2 separate regions of the Homo sapiens genome follow, and region 2 is linked to region 1. A link is an interaction called in ENCODE POLR2A ChIA-PET data of the cell type or tissue named here. Cell type or tissue: PC-3. All regions are shown on one strand. Each heading gives the region's core, and the rest is flanking DNA. Links, peaks and the distances in the headings are about the cores only.

The links. ChIA-PET counts read pairs that join two places held together with the same protein. Peaks named below come from ENCODE experiments on the same cell type or tissue, not always from the same donor. Only the 100,000 strongest peaks of a DNase experiment are listed, where the experiment ranks them.
Region 2: POLR2A ChIA-PET joins it to region 1 with 5 read pairs; 15 of 35 experiments call an interaction of 5 or more read pairs at or near these places.

The regions. Positions count from the first base shown.
Region 1 is chr15:59,280,975-59,286,352 of GRCh38, forward strand. All of the region lies in intron 1 of MYO1E (myosin IE), which reads right to left. Among named protein-coding and RNA genes, the nearest start is that of LDHAL6B, 77 kb to the left of the region's middle. RefSeq lists a silencer at 976-1,270. In PC-3, for the core only: no CTCF peak of the experiment used is centred there; a DNase peak (open chromatin) is centred at 3,067; H3K4me3 peaks cover 664 bases; H3K27ac peaks cover 3,794 bases.
Region 2 is chr15:59,380,923-59,386,300 of GRCh38, forward strand. No RefSeq gene overlaps it. Among named protein-coding and RNA genes, the nearest start is that of MYO1E, 11 kb to the left of the region's middle. In PC-3, for the core only: no CTCF peak of the experiment used is centred there; no DNase peak of the experiment used is centred there.

The DNA of each region.
Region 1 (5,378 bases), core at 80-5,079:
CCTCCCCCATCCTCACCTCCAACCCACTAGAGGATGAGGACAAGGGTCCTGGATGACAAGCTGCCCAAGAGAAGCCACCCATCACCAGACCACAGCTCGCAAAGCAAGGTCTTTACGTAATTTCCTCTTCGCTTTGTAAAGACATGTTCAAGTTTGTATCTCTTTCAGCCTACAGGTTCTTTCAATATTAACACCATTTGAAGCAGAAAGGTGTCCCACCCTCCATGCGATATGTCTGCCCTGGGATTACTATGATGTCTGACTTTCCCCATGACTTTTCCTTTTCTTTTCTTTTTCTTTTCTTTCTTTTTTTTTTTCTGAGAAAGAGTCTTGCTCTGTCACCTAGGCTGGAGTGTAATGGCATGATCTTGGCTCACTGCAACCTCCACCTCCCTGGTTCAAGTGATTCTCCTGCCTCAGTCTCCCGAATAGCTGGGACTACAGGCGTGCACTACCACACCAAGCTTATTTTTGTATTTTTAGTAGAGACGGGTTTTCACTATGTTGCCCAGGCTGGTCTCAAACTCCTGACCTCAGGTGATCTGCCCGCCTCGGCCTCCGAGAGGGTTAGGATTACAGGCGTGAGCCACCGCGCCCGGCCCCCATGACTTTTCTGACATACACCACACCATATTGCAATCTTTCCTAAACCTCAGTCATTTTCAACTATTTTAACAAGTTTCCTATAACCACATTCCACAGCACTTGCTTCAAATTTTTCTATAAATGGTCCTTAATAATTTTGATTAAACCTACACAACAATCTTCATAAAATCCACCAGTTTGGTGTGCTAGTTTTGTTTCTTCAACATGTAAAAATAGCTACGAAGACAAATGTTGTAAGCCGGTCGCGGTGGCTCATGCCTGTAATCCCAGGGCTTTGGGAAGCAAAGGTGAAAGGATTGCTTGAGCCCAGGAGTTCAAGGCTGCAGTAAGCTATGATTGCACCACTGCACTCCAGCCTGGTGACAAAGCAAGACCCTGTTCAAAAAAAAAAAAGGAAAAGAAAAAGAGAAATATTGTAAAATACACCAGTGTGGGGTTGTACATACCGATGTTAAGGTCTACCCTGGTGCCATGTTCCACACCTGGGGACACACTGGCATTCCCTATTGGGCCTTTTCTTGTCAATTTCAAGTCCAGCCATAGGGAATTTAAATAACTTCTGTTCGATTTCCCAAATGCATTTTACTCTGCTGTGGAAAATCTCACATGGTAAGACCAGATTTCCCTTTTAGTTTGCAGGCGAGAGTCTAGGTTGTGTTCTCACAAGTAGAACCTACCCTATGTTTGTGTTCTGAATTCCCTGCACTTTCCATCAGGGCTCCCAAGCCCCCTGCTCTGTCTAGACCTCCCACCTCAGAAAACCCTCCCAGCCACAGGTGGGACATGTCAGTAGTCCCCAGGGTCAGGGCTTGTCTTGAGGCTGAGCAGGAAATTCTCTTGGGTAACTGCTTTTTATTCTTTCTCTCTCAGGAAGTGCTTCCCGTAAGCATTACCAAAACGGTTCTGTCCTCTTTCCCTCACAAACTCCAGGAACCCTAGAATGGTGGCTCCTATCTCTGATCCTCACCAAAAGTCCCTTTGAAGACCAGGTGTGGTGGCTCATGCCTATAATCCCAGCACTTTGGGAGGCCAAGGAGGGAGGACTGCTTGAGCCCGGGAGTTAGAGGCCAGCCTGGACAACATAGCGAGACCCCATCTCTACACAAAATCAAAACATTAGCTGGACGTGGTGGCACATGCCTGTGGTCCAGGCTACTCTCGAGAGCCGGAGGCAGGAGGATCGCTTAAGCTCAGGAGGTCAAGGCTGCAGTGAGCCGTGACTGCGTTACTGCACTACAGCCTGCGTAACAGAGCAAGACAAAGAAAGAGAAGGGAAGGAAAGGGAAGGGGGAGTGGGAGAGGGAGGGGAGGGGGGAGGGGGGGAGGGGGGAGGGGGAGGGGGAGGGGGAGGGGGAGGGGGAGGGGGAGGGGGGAGAGGGGAGGGGAAAGGGGAAAGGGGAAAGGGGAAAGGGGAAAGGGAAAGGCCTGGGCAGCCCAGGCTCTCTGAGATGCTCAGGGCATCCATCCTCCAGGGCACAAAAAGGGCTCTGGTTGCCCTCATCCCAGGGAGACGGGCGGTCAGAGGACAGTGGCTGCCTTCACAAGCCTGGTCTGGAACCCCTCAAGGTAGCTGCGCATGCATTTGAAGTGCAAATCTTAGCGAGGCTTCCCTGACCTGTCCTTGTCCATCTCTAACCCCTGCTTTCTCCGTTTTGAGGTTCCCACCACACCATTTTCTGTGCATACCATGCTGTGCTTTGTTTCTGTTTTTCCACAGTGTGTGTGTGAGGTGGGATCTTCAGTACCTACATTCCCACTGTCCCCCAGCTTAGGGTATTCTTCTATGAACTCCTCCCTACCTCAACCCAACTCTATGCCTACTAAACTCTCACCCAGCACAGGTCAGGCATCATCTTGCTAAGAAGCCTGCTCTAACAGCATTACCTGAGTGCCTGGCTCCCTGATTAAACTGACCCCTAGGACCAAGTCTTATTCACCATTCTGCCCCAAGACCTAGTAGAGTGCCATGATGCATGGCATGGGCAGCCCCCAAGTATTTGTTGAATGAATGAAATACATTATTATTATTCTCACGTAACAGCTAATTCTTATTACATACCAAGCACTGCTCTAAGCATTTTACATATAACTTATCTAATCCTTACAACTTCACGAGGCAGGAAACTGAGTGAAGCACAGAGAAGTTAAGTAACTTGCTCAGCTCCCACAGCTGGGCTTCAAACCCAGGCAGTCTGCTTCAGATCTTTGCCCTTAAACATTGTACCTACTGCCTCTCATAATAAAGTAACAGCAGTTGGAAACAGCAATAATTCTAAAGTTCATAGTAACTGCTTTATTGCATGTTTACTATGTGTCACGTATCAACTTCTTTCATCTGCCCAATGACACCACCAAGTACTTGTATTATCCTTTTTTTTACAGAAGAAAAAGAAGTACCACGTGGTAAACAGAATACCTGGTACAAAGCCCTGCAAGCTAGGAGCTCACGGAGCAGCCTGGCTCTGCACAGCCTTGCATAATGCAGAGGAAGTTCCGTGCCCTGGAGTCAGCCTTGGGATGATGTCTGCCCCCTGCCATGTCCCCACCAGGGTGGTGCCTGGGGCATGGGAGTGCCCAATCTTTACTAGCTGGGTGAATAAATTCCAGGCTACACTGACTCACCTCACAACATGTTTGCTGTAGGTACACGGCAGCACTGTGGCAGCAGCTATCGTGGGGCAAATAGGAGTCCTGGGCCCAGAGTCTGCTCCAAGGAAGAAATAAGTTTCCAAGGCGTTCCTATTTGCCCCCAACTCAGGAGATCAAAGGGAAGAGATATTGCCCCTAAACACAGTTCTCCTTCTCTTAACCATGTAAGTAGTCCAGTTAAGAGTAACAGATATTTGAGGTTGGATGATTACTATTTTATTTTTATTTTTATTTTTTTGAGACAGGGTCTCACTTTGTCACCCAGGCTGGAGTGCTGTGGCGCAAACATAGCTCACTGAGGCCTCAACCTCCAGGGCTCAATTAATCCTCCCTCCTCAGCTTCCCTAGTAGCCAGGGCTACAGGTGTGCACCACCATACCTGGCTGTGTTTCTCTACCAAAAAAAAAAAAAATTTTTTTTTTTTTTGTAGAGACAGGGTCCCACTGTGTTGCCCAGGCTAGTCTCAAACTCTTGGGCTTGAGCAATCCTCCTGCCTCAGCCTCCCAAAGTGCTGGGATTATAGGTGTAAGCCACCGTGCCCAGCCTGGATGATTAACTTTTTAAACAGAATAACAGGCAATTAATCTTCACCACATCATTAGTGAGGTAAGGACATTTCAAGCTACAGAATAATATGAATCAAATGCTTGAGATTCCTTAATATGACAAATGCTCATTTCACTTCTGCTCTGATTATATTTTAATCAAACAAGTGACAAGAGAGTCACACTGATGTTAGTCCCTGTCTTTTCAGCTGTGGCTCTGCTAGCATGTCACATACATCAAGCACTTAACAGTCCCTTAAGAGAGCTCCCACATCACCACTCTTGTTTTTAAGTGCAAAGCTCTTAGACATTCGGTAATACGATTCAGGAATGTAACTTTTCTTCCTAATCTAGCAAACTGATTAAAATCAACAGACTTGGGTACAAGCTCTACCTCTCACATGCCTCTGTGCCTTGGGCAAGGCCAGTTTCACAGAATTTTATTATTTACAGTTTTAAAGCAATCTTGCAAGGTGTGGCGGTTCATGTCCTTCATCTCAGTGGAGGCTGAGACAGAAAGATCACGTAAGGCCAGGAGTTTGAGAACAGCCTGGGCAACACGCAAGACACTGTCTCTTTTTTTTTTTTTTTTTTTTTTTTTGAGACGGAGTCTGGCTCTGTCGCCCAGGCTGGAGTGCAGTGGCACAATCTTGGCTCACTATAACCTCTGCCCCCCGGCTTCACGCCATTCTCCTGCCTCAGCCCCCCGAGTGGCTGGGCTTACAGAAGGTGCCCACCGCCACGCCCAGCTAATTCTTTTTTGTGTGTGTTTTTAGTAGAGAACTCCTGATCTTGAACTCCTGACGTCAAGTGATCCACCCACCTTGGCCTCCTCAAGTGCTGGGATTACAGGCGTGAGCCACCACGCCCGACTAGACACTGTCTTTAAAAAAAATAATAAAATCAATTAATTAATTAGCTGAAATGAATTTTAAAAATAAAAGTGAAAAAAATTTTTAAGAAAAAGAAAAGAAAAAATTAAGTCAGCCTATTAAATGCATACCAAATTAGTGTGTGCATGTCCATTAAGATTTTTATTAATCATACAGGTCGGCACAAAAGTAATTGCGGTTTTTGCCATTAATGGCACCGGCCTAATAGATTCATAAGTCAAAAATCCTACCAGACTCTGTGTCCTAATTTGTGGTTTGAAAATGATAGTCTCTGAAGTAGTAGCTGCTCAATACCTTTTTCTAATTCAATTACACAGCCAAGGTAATGAGGCAGGAAGACTAGCTAGAAACACCAGCAGCTGTGCATATAAATAAAGACAGGGAGGTAACTGAACAATTTCTTGTGACATAATATGAACTATCACCCTGTACCATGGAACAAAGAAACTCTAATTTAAATGCTATTCTGAGAAAAAGAACAGTATGCAAAGAGTTATCAGCAGGCTGTGGCAGAGTTGATATCAACCTGCCAAAAAGTCAGGACTTCCTATCCTTGGAAGAATCTCTCCTATACTGCTTGCAAAATACGCATTATTTATAAGTCATGCAAAATGCTGGAGGTATGCTGACATGAGTTAACCAACTACTCACATGTTATGGTTTTCTCAGATTGCCCTATTTTTCT
Region 2 (5,378 bases), core at 122-5,121, 100 kb after region 1:
TCAGCTTGCAAAGTGCCTGTAGCCTGTCACGATCTGACTTGGGCCCTAGAATAACGTTTTTTACAATGTTGCCCACAGCTCACTGGAAACTGCCCTCTAGACTTTTGATTCAAGTTCCATAGGGAGAAAGGGACGGAGAGAAAAAAAGAAAGAATCTGACTCACCCAGCTCAACCTTTTAAATCACGCCACCCAGGTCATAGGTCACTGACAAGGAAGGCTCTGCTGGGACCAGGTGCCTGTCCAGTCACATTCCAAGCAAATGCTGTGAGAGGAGTGATGTCCTAAAGCTTACTGCCCCATTAAAAAGAGATGGCAGATGGGGACAGAGTCTCTGGGGAAGGAAGACAGGGTAGACACTCCAAATTTAGGGCATGCAGCAGTTTGCTGACTTTGCCTGTCTGCTGCCTCGATTTCTACACTTAGTGAGTCCAGGAGGGTAATTCCGTTCACCTCTTCAATAGAAAAAAATGTATGGCCTTTGTAATGATCATCATCATTTCCCCTTTATCATCATTGTGCCTGTAAATGTGTTTACATACTTGAGATGTGACATCATTTTTCCTTTATTATCATGTACTTATAAATGTGTTTTTGATTACATGCCTTTAAATATTTGTGTAAACACATAGATGTGTGTGTTGTGTGTGTGTATTTAAGATGACATTTTTTTCTTTTTTTTTTTTTTTTTTGACACAGGGTCTCACTCTGTCACTCAGGCTGGACTCCAGTGGTGTGAACACATATCTCAAGCAATCCTCCTGCCTCTGCCTCCCAAGTAGCCAGAACTACAGGCGGTGCCAACATGGCTAGCTAATTTTTTTTTCTTTTTTTGTAGGACTGGGTCTTGCTATATTGCCCAGGCTGGTCTCAAGCTCCTGGGCTCAAGCGATCCTCCCTCCTCGGCCTCCCAAAGTGCTGGAATTACAGGTGTGAGCCACCATGCTCAGATAGATGACATGTTTTTCAATATATTGTTACAAACACTTGGGGAGATTGAATAGAGTGTTTCTTGGTGTTCAGCATGATGGCAGCATGGTTTCCAACTGACTACTGTTATCACTCACCACCACAACCAACCTTTACTGAGCACTGTTGTAGGTGCTGGAGAAGTAGAAGACAAGTTCCCAGTCCTCATAGGATTCACATGTTTACATGTACATCCAAAACATACAACAATGCAAGAGAGTTCTACCTTCATATAGAACACGTTCCCAAAACACACACCAATGTCAGATATATAAAGTTCAAAGACAAATCCGTGTGCTTTAAGCACAGGTTTCTATTTTCAGAGATCTAAAATGTAGCATAAAATCCCTGATTGTGTGCTGTCCCCTAGACATAGTCTTAAGCTATAATTCCAGCATGCATAGATGTTTTTAAAATCTGAGCATCTCCATCCTAGCTGAGCAAAGTTGACCACCTGAAGTCCAATAGGCAGCTTTAAGATTTGGGTCAGGCTATTTACCTTTATAAATCATGAATTTTTTTTTATCTGTAAAGACAGAGATAATAATAGTACCTTCATCATTTATTTCTCACATAGTGTTGTAAGAATATGAATTAAATCATATAAAGTAATAGCAATGATGAGTGATGCGTAGCAACGTCTCGGTATGAGTTGTCATTATTGAGGCTAAATATTCACTACCTTCTCCACACCTAATGATTCCCTTCTTTGTCTCAATTGTTTTATGTTTATGAGAACAACACTCCCTTTTACTAGTGTTTGCACTTATATTTTCTCCATATTTCACTAATTTTGAAAAAGCGACAAGGCTAAATGGAACCCAGTATGAATGTAATTGAGTAAATACTGTAGTTTGACAATGCTGGTAGCGCAGGTGGACCTGAGCTATGGACTGGCAGGCAGCACCGCCAAGAGATAGCTCAAAAGGTTCCTTTGTTGCCTGGCCCATTGTCCTGATGCCATGTAGGAAACATGGCTCAGGTGCATTTCTATACAATGTCTGTATCTGTGGAAAGGTGAATGTACAAAGGTCAACGGCACAAGGAGATGGCCCCTCTCTTTTATTATATTGAATTCCTGGAAATCCCGAAATAGAGCCAAACATGATAAAGTTGATGACAGTTTCCCATAGGAGGAATGCTTCAATAAGGACTTGATAACAAATGGATTATAAGTTGGACCAAGAATGTGATTCTAAAAACAGCTATGACAATTATAAGCTTCCATAATTTAAAGTAGTACAGTTTTGCTCCAAATTTTATAAAGTAAATATAAATATGCATTTTTATTATAAAAGAGACCTCAGTGAATTGAAAAGTGCATGACACCACATAACCACATAAAAAAATCACACAACTGTCACAAATCCTAGCTATATAAATTCCCTTTAAAAAGTGTCCCAGCTCCGGCCGGGCACGATGGCTCACACCTGTAATCCCAGCACTTTGGGAGGCCGAGGCGGGCGATCACAAGGTCAGGAGATCGAGACCATCCTGGTCTAACTTGGTGAAACCCTGTCTCTACTAAAAATACAAAAAATTAGCCGGGCGTGGTGGCGGGCGCCTGTAGTCCCAGCTACTCGGGAGGCTGAGGCAGGAGAATGGCATGAACCGGGGAGGCGGAGCTTGCAGTGAGCTGAGATCACGCCACCGCACTCCAGCCTGGGCGACAGAGCGAGACTCCATCTCAAAAAAAAAAAAAAAAAGTGTCCTAGCTCCAATAATGATTATGTAAACATTCCAGTTTCTTTTCAGTTTAAAAACTGCGAGTGGGTGTGAGAGTGGTGGCAGGGGGTGATGCTTAGAAATAATTTATAAAGTAGCGAAATTAGCCTGTAATCTCAGCATTTTGGGAGGCAGAGGTGGGAAAATTTCTTGAAGCAAGGAGTTCAAGACCAGCCTGGAAAGGCCGGGCGCGGTGGCTCACGCCTGTAATCCCAGCACTTTGGGAGGCTGAGGAGGGCAGGTCACGAGATCAGGAGATCGAGACCATCCTGGCTAACACGGTGAAACCCCGTCTCTACTAAAAATAGAAAAAAATTAGCCGGGCCTGGTGGCGGGTGCCTGTAGTCCCAGTTACTTAGGAGGCTGAGGCAGGAGAATGGCATGAACCCGGGGGGCAGAGCTTGCAGCGAGCCGAGATTGCGCCACTGCACTCCAGCCTGGGAGACAGAGTGAGACTCTGTATCCAAAAAAAAAAAAAAAAGACCAGTCTGGAGTTCAAGACCAGCCTGGGCAACATAGTGAGACAGACCCTTGTTTCTACAAAAAAAAATTTTTAATTAGCTGGTTGTGGTGGTGTGCATCTTTAGTCCCAGCCACTCAGGAGGCTGAGGCAGGAGGATCACATGAGCCTAGGAGTTGGAGGCTGCAGTGAGCTATGATCTTACCACTGCACTCCAGCTTGGGTGACTGAGTGAGAACCTATCTCTCTCAAAAAAAAAAAAAAAGTGAAATTAATGTTTTTTAAAATAATTTCCCTATAAAGCTACATTATTTAGAAACTATTCTCCTAGGCACCTGTCAGAAAAAAAAAAAAAAACAGAAATGAAAACAAATAGCTCACACAATAGAAAATGTTTGAATGGATAAATAAAAACTAAAAGAAAAATGACTAGACTTTCAAGTTTTTGCAGTATAGTATTATGGGTTTTCAATTCTAAGAGAAATATATGCTTCCTGTAATAAAATAAAGCATAAATATTTAGAGTTTGTGAAGTAAAAACTGAAAGTCTACCTGCTCCCACCCTCTTCTACAAGGTTTTAAATGTGAGAAAATGGTGGTTCCATTGGCAGGAAATGAAAAACCAAGACCAGGGTCTGGTTTCAGCGAGTTCCGTTAGGCCTGTTCAGTTGGTGCTAACAGAGGTTCTAGACATCTCTTGGAGAGACTGGTTGAACCTCAGGGAAGATGTCAGCTCCAACACTGTATGTGCTATTTCCAGTCTTCATCTAATTTTCCTCTTTTTCTCTTTTTCTTTTTTTGAGACAGGGTCTCGCTTTGCCACCCAAGCTGGAATGCAGTGTTTCAAACATGGCTCACTGCAGCCTTGACCTCCTGGGCTCAAGTGATCCTCCCACCTCGGCCTCCTGCATAGCTGGGACTACAGGTGTGTGCCATCGTGCCCGGCCAATTTTTTTGTATTTTTTTTGTAGAGACGGGGTCTTGCCATGTTGCCCAGGCTGGCCTTGAACTCCTGGGCCCAAGCAGTCCTCCCTCCTCTGCCTCCCACAGTGCTGGGATTAAAGGCGTGAGCCACCGCACCCAGCCTCCTTTTGTTTTTGAGGCTGAGCCACCACTTCTTAAATCTTTGCTCTCTCTTTTCCTCTCTTTTGGCAAGGCTGTGGAGAAACAGGTTTCTTGTGTATTTTTGCTGGGAGTATAAACAGCTAGAACTCCTGTGGAAAACAGTTTGGTTCCCTCTATCAACATTACAGAATTATATAGTCTGACCCAGCCCTCCTGCTTTTGGAAATTTATCCAGATATGTACATGCACAATGCAAATTGACATATGACTACAAGGCATCGTCGATGTAGCAAAAGATTGCAAACAATGCAAACGTCCATCATTAGCAGAACTGGTTAAAAACATTAGGAGACAATTTGTAATATGATTCTTTAAGTTTTAAAACGCTTTAGCCAGGCACAGTGGCTCATGCCTGTAATCCCAGCACTTTGGGAGGCCGAGGCATGTGGGTCACTTGAGGTCAGGAGTTGAAGACCAGCCTGGCCAACACGGTGAAACTGTCTCTACTAAAAATACAAAAATTAGCCAGTCACAGTGGCATGAGCCTGTAGTCCCAGCTACTTGGGAAGCTGAGGTGGGAGAATCCCTTGAACCTGGGAGGTGAGGTTGCAGTGAGCCAAGATCATGCCACTGTGCTCCAGCCTGGGCGACGGAGTGAGACTCCATCTCAAAAAACAAAAACAAGCAAACACAACCCTTTAAAAACAGAATAAGGAATTTGTTTCTAAACCTATATGGAAAGATTCCCAAGATCTATTGATAAGTTAAAATGAAAAGAGCAAGGTGGCTGGGCATGCTGGCTCACGCCTGTAATCCCAGCACTTTGGGAAGCCAAGGTGGGCGGATTACCTGAGGTCAGGAGTTCGAGATCAGCCTGGCCAACATGGTGAAACACCATCTCTACTACAAATACAAAACTTGGCCAGGCGTGGTGGTACATGCCTGTAATCCCAGCTACTGGGGAGGCTGAGGCAGGAGAATCACGTGAACCCAGGAAGCAGAGGTTGCAGTGAGCTGAGATCGTGCCATTGCACTCCAGCCTGGGCAAAAAGAGCAAATTCCATCTCAAAAAAAAAAAAAAAAGAGTAAGGTATAAAATTATATGTATATCAGGCTACCTTCTGTGTAAGAAAATAGAGATGGTGAAATAATAGATTTGT